2 separate regions of the Mus musculus genome follow, and region 1 is linked to region 2. The links are chromatin loops, found by intact Hi-C in ENCODE. Cell type or tissue: left cerebral cortex. All regions are shown on one strand. Links, peaks and the distances in the headings refer to the core of each region. The heading gives the core; the rest is flanking DNA.

Region 1 (2,802 bases), core at 135-2,634, 350 kb after region 2:
ACAAAGTTCCATTCCTAACCAAAAGGCATGTACAACTGATAACTGATAATACTGGGAAAGGTAAAATCAATTTTCCCCTATGGAGTATCAACCACACTTCTGGGAAGGCCCCATGCCCAGAAGTAACTGGCCAACACAAAATTGTGTGTTTGTGAGTGTGTGTGCGAGCGTGCATGTTTTGTTACTTTTTTATGTTTGACTTTATTTAAATCTTTGACAGCAAGGACCTCTGAAATTCCTAAAAGCATCTACCAAAAGCTGAAGACATTCCTGGGAAACTCGGGAGCTTTGGGAAACTGTCTTTCAGCCGAAAGTGTTATGTATATTTAAAGGTGGACACTAATACTTTCTGCAATACAAGTTCATAGTCCTCACGATACAACTAAAATAAAAACAAAGCCCATGTACCAGGGTAAAGTACTGTCCAGCTACTTAAAAATGGGTTTGGATCAGACACAGCCAACGTGGGAAAGGGGCGGAGTTTTCCCCTGGCAGCGTTCAAACCCTCAACAAACGGTTCTGTGCAAAGCCACACCGCAGAATGCAGAGTGCCAATATCCTGACAAAAATAAAGGGTAAAGCTCAAATTAAGCGCTTTAAAAGTCCGTAATATAAGCCTTTCCAAATCCTTAGATGCCATTAGCTGTCACGGGTAGCCTCGAGTGGGTAACGATGCAAGGACTGACACTGGCTGGGAATCAATGGCGAGAAAGCAGCTCGAGACTACCTTGTACATCGCTAACGTTCCAGAGATTTCCAGAAACTGAATTTACAGCCAGAAACCAACTCCTGTGAGAGGGAAGCAACAAAACAGACAAAAACCTGCTAAGACACCAGTTTAATGTCCGCCCGGCGAGGCCTGCAAGCGATCAAAGATGGAGAAATCAGCACATGCCTCCCGCAACAACGCCCTCCTAGTACGCAAGCGCTCGCGCGCCCGCGCGGAGGCCCCGCCCCTCGCGTGCACGCCCAGACCAGGCGCGCGCAGCGGAAGTTACCGCCTCCAAGGCCCCTCCTGGCTCTTCCGCCACGAGGCCCCGCGTTCGCAGTCCGGTTCCGGTTGTAGCTCCGCCCCCGCGCGGGAACACGCTAGAAGGCTGGATATCCGGGCCAGGAGGCTCGCGGAGCCCTCACTTCCGGTGGTGTCTCAGCCCAGCTCCCTTGAGGCGCAGGTTCTGGCTCTCGGTGCGGTAGCGCCATCTGGCGCCGAGTGTTCCCCGGACTGCGGAGGGGCGCGCTTCCTCCCTTCAGAACATTCCAGAGACACCGCGGCGGCCGGGGTAGGCTTTATGCGCTCCGCCAGAAGGGCGGGACCCAAGACTCCTCCTCCACCGAGTTCCCGCGCGGGAAGGGTTTTGCGGTTACCCTGAGCGGAAATGGTTGGAGTCTGGAGCGGGAACGGACCTCACGCGGGAGGAAACCGGCCTTTTCCCGTCTTTTCAAGTCCTGGCGACACAGTTCCTGCCCCACTGGCTCTCCTTTTTTGTTTCCTCCTTTCTGGGCACTGTGCTTCGGTTCTTCACTCGGCGTGGACCGAGGTCCTCCATGTCCCGCTTTGCAGAGAGGAGGCTTTACTTTGTAGCCTTTCGTTAGCCTGTGTTGGAGAAAAGCTTTTGCTCCATTACGTCTGTTAAGCTGGGGTGTTGCGAAAACGAGCAGTATCGGGGATTAAACATTAGAAGAATGATAATAGGTTTTTAAAACAAGACAGTCTCACCAGGTTCATCTCAGAACTGTGAAATTAACGCTGTGGCTGTTATGCCGTATTTCCTTTAGATAAGGGAAAACGAGTTTCCACCAGAGCTAGAAAGTGAACATAACTTTCCTCTTAAAAGAATTCATGTTTAAAAAAGTCCAGATGTAATACACTTGGAGCACTGTTAGCTATTGTGAGTTATTGTGTATCAAGATGCACAGTGCGAGCCAGTGAGATGTCCCTTAGAAGTCAGAGATCTGCGGTCACTTGTCTCTGGACCTTTCTCCCCCACTACAGCAGTATTTTCCCTACCTGTGCATGCATTTGAGTTCAGAAGGCTTTTAAGAGGCCAGTTCACTAGAGTTTAGAACTGGGAGAGGTGATATGGAAGGAGAGCTAGGTGACTAAGGCCCACAGTTGGAATAGTTTAAAGAGTTCAGGAGAGCTCTTCGCTGTTATTGCTGTTTTGACACATTAACCCGACAGATTAGTAGCCTTTCTAGCAGGTGCCAAGGGAGCAAACTAAGCGCTAAAACCATAAAGTTTGTACAGTCACACATTCGGGAAGCAAGTTCATATAATATACTCTGTTGTAGAGGGTGCTGTAACACCAGGTATACAAAATTTCTCAATTATGTCATCTCTGTTCTTCAGAGTTTCTTGAAAATAGTAACTCAAAAAATCACTTCAACAGACATTTAAATTTTTACACCCAGGAAGGTAACATTTTAAAAATCCCTTTCCTTTTGTAACTTCTTTATAGTTTCTTCTTTTCACTAAGTCATTGCCCTTTACCCCTACTGTGTCATTTAAAATGTACAGAATGCTTTAATGCTTTCTGTTTGTGTGTGTGCGCGTGTATGTGCGCGCGCGTAAATAAGTTTTTGTATTCTGAGTTTGACAATGGCATTTGACCCTAACCATCAGTAAAATGCATTGCTCTCTGTAACCATTCCCTTTGTCCCCAATAGAAATACAGATATTCCTAGATAGGCTTGTCGTGTTCATAGCTATGTTGCTCCTAAAAGTGATTTTCTAGTACTAAAAAGGTTAGATTGTTTACTGAAGTGTGAGTGAGTACTATAAAGACTGTATTACCTTTAATT
Region 2 (2,802 bases), core at 81-2,580:
TAAGACTAGTCAACTAGAACTGCTGAAAAGACTGCAGACAAGCCAAGACACAAAGAAGATTGAGAAACAAAGTAGCAGAAAGACTTTGAGACCAGACCAGCTGCGTGGAAGAACCCAAAGCCAGCTGAGCAGCCTGGAAGAGGTTTAGACTAGCTGAGGTACCAGGAGAGATCACTTTCCAACCTGTTGAGCTGCCTGCAGGCGGTGCAGTGTGCTCCAGGTTCCCAGCTTTTGTGTCACTCATGCTCAGGAGGACCTTGGCGATGCTACCTGAGTCATTTCGGCTCCTGTAAATAACCCCTTACCCATAATTCTGTCAGGAACCCCAGTACAACATGTTGGTTCACCAAGTTGGACTTTGACAGTGACTGCACTTTGGTCTGTCGTGGGTTCTCTATCTGGGCTGAGTAGATGTGTGTTGTGTCTTCTCTAGGAAAAGTTTTGTCACACAAAAGCAGGGGTGAACAGAGGTGGGGGTGGTGGAAGGGGGAGAAAGGGAGGAAGAGAGGAAGAAGGGGAGGGAGAGAAGAGAGGGAAAGAGAGAGAGAGAGAGAGAGAGAGAGAGGGAGAGAGAGGGAGGGGGAAAGAGAGGGGGGAGGGAGGGAGATAGGGAAACAAATTCTTGGAAAAGCCAGCACGCGTGCTGTGACCTTCATTTACATTCTCTTCTTGGAATATAAAAAATAAAGCACTAGCTGTCCTAGGCAAGCTTTCACTTCCATTGTTCTTGTAGCTGTTACTCACCTGTCAGCAATTATTTCCCACCCAGCATGCTGGGAGTGTGTGTGTGTGGGGGGGGGGGGTGTTCTTCTTCTTTCCATTTTCCCAACCTATTAAGTAAACACAGGTGCTCTGAGTTTCTTTATGGCACCATTTGTCAGTCTCCGTTCTTGTCACGGAAAGAAAGAGAACATTATGTGGCCATTTTGCTGAACTTGGCAGTTTAATGTAACAGCGAGCTATTTTACCACCTCTAGATTTTTAAAATATTTCCATTCCCTGAAAATAAAAAGTGATCTTGTGTAGCTACAATTTTCTCACCTCCTCCAGATTTGACACACTAGGAGCAATAGGAATCTGTGCCATCAGAAAGAGTGGGACCAAGTCTTTAAAACTCTATTGAGTCCTGCTCCCCACTTGGGGGCTAGGGCATGCTTGTGGTGGAGTTGGCCTCCTCCTGCAGGCTGCTTCAAACACAGCTTTCCAGCCACCTTCTGTCCTCTCACTTTTCTCCTGTGAGGCCATTTCCTCCTCGCAAGGTCCACTTCTGTTTTCGTTAATAAACGTCTTAGGAGGGACTGGAGAGATAGCTCAGTAGCTAGAGTGCTTCATTGCTATTGCAGAGGGCCTGGCTTGGTTCCTAGCATGCACGTGCGTGCGCGCGCGCGCGCACACACACACACACACACACACACACACACACCTACACACCTGTAACTCAAGCTCCAGGGAATCTGATGCCCTCTTTTGGCCTCTGTGGATCCCTGCATCCCTCATATATGTGAAATAAAAATAATACTTTTTTTTCTCCTAAAAATGTCTTAGGACCTATCTGCTCTCTTTATTGATAAATCACTTCTTCTCTTTGTTGATAATTTATCTTTATTGATAACAGCTTATGTTAACTCACCCTTAAGACAAGCACCTCCTTAGAATGACTCCTTTCAAAGATAAATTGGTCAGATTGGTCTTGGAATTCACTCCATTTGCCTCCTGAGAGAATCTTTGAGAACATATCTCTTATAGCTTGTTCTTTGAAAAGAACACACACACACACACACACCAGGTTTTTGTGAGGTTTCTGGCTGCTCAGAAACTGTACTTAGCATGCTGCCAAGAACAGCTCTGTTCCTGCAGAGGTGGGTGATTATGGGGAAGTAATTTTTAGAATGGCCACATTAAACAATAACGAGGGAAGGCTCCCTGGTGAATTTCGTTGCTTTGTGTGACCTTCCTTAATGTAAATTTCAGAGGTGTTAATGCACCGATCAGAGCAGCTATCTTGATTTTAATTTGCACAATGACACTCGGAGCACAAGCTCTTTGGAGACAGCTGGAGTGTGAGTTTGGTAGTGTGTCACAGTGAGTCAGGAGGCCTTGTGCCCTTGGATGCTGACCCTTGAGGACTTCGGGTGGGGCTTGTCGACCATGTGTGGTCTTGCAAATTTCCACTATAGTTGAAAATGGTCGCATGGCCTTCCTGTGGTCCTGCTGACCCAATCGGTGTTTACTCAGGGGCTCAGAAAAGCGTTGGAGGAAGCAATGCTCTCAGTAACCCAGAAGCCCTATTCATGGATCGAGCATGCATGCGTGCGCGTGTGTGCCAGAGGTGAGGTGAAAACAGTAGTGGATTGTACACTCTCCTTGCCTGTCTGGGAGGAAAACATTCCCAGAGGGTTGCTGTACAGACAGAGCAGAGTTAGGTGAGGTGGGAGAGAGGGATGCTTCATGCTTCCTGTTGTTCCTCAGAGAGGACTTGGAGATGGGAGCCATTTTCTTTCCCAGCCTTCACCCCAGCTGTCTTACCCCTCTGCTCTGGGACTGCTGCTGTGCATCTCCGTGGTTTACAGAACCGGCTTCCAGCTATCCTGCGCGTTAAAGCGGCAGCGTCTTCCTGCTTGGCCCCTGTTGTGACTCTCTTGTTGCCTGTGTTGAAATTTTCCCCGCCCTCGTCAGTTGGAGAGGAAATTGGTTGTCATCGTGCACGTTCCTCTTCCTTCACTAGGGTAGGAAGAGCTTAGCGAGGAAGATGGTCCTGAGAAGCGGGACAAGGTCGGGATCACTTTATATGTCACCGAGCAC

What was found. A loop is a pair of places that touch in the nucleus more often than their neighbours do. Peaks named below come from ENCODE experiments on the same cell type or tissue, not always from the same donor. Only the 100,000 strongest peaks of a DNase experiment are listed, where the experiment ranks them.
Region 1: a loop joins it to region 2, with 4 times the contacts of the local background. A loop is called at or near these places in 2 of 42 quality-filtered maps.

The regions. Positions count from the first base shown.
Region 1 is chr5:151,367,577-151,370,378 of GRCm38, forward strand. It overlaps 1700028E10Rik (RIKEN cDNA 1700028E10 gene), which reads left to right and starts at 1,099. Exons shown (of 4, transcript NR_045700.1): 1 at 1,099-1,280. It also overlaps a transcript of Stard13 not described here. In left cerebral cortex, for the core only: CTCF peaks have their summits at 1,203 (motif pointing left) and 2,273; DNase peaks (open chromatin) are centred at 526, 1,114 and 2,000; H3K4me3 peaks cover 1,894 bases; H3K27ac peaks cover 1,951 bases.
Region 2 is chr5:151,018,378-151,021,179 of GRCm38, forward strand. No RefSeq gene overlaps it. Among named protein-coding and RNA genes, the nearest start is that of Kl, 67 kb to the left of the region's middle. In left cerebral cortex, for the core only: a CTCF peak has its summit at 1,482 (motif pointing left); DNase peaks (open chromatin) are centred at 1,448 and 1,847; H3K27ac peaks cover 586 bases.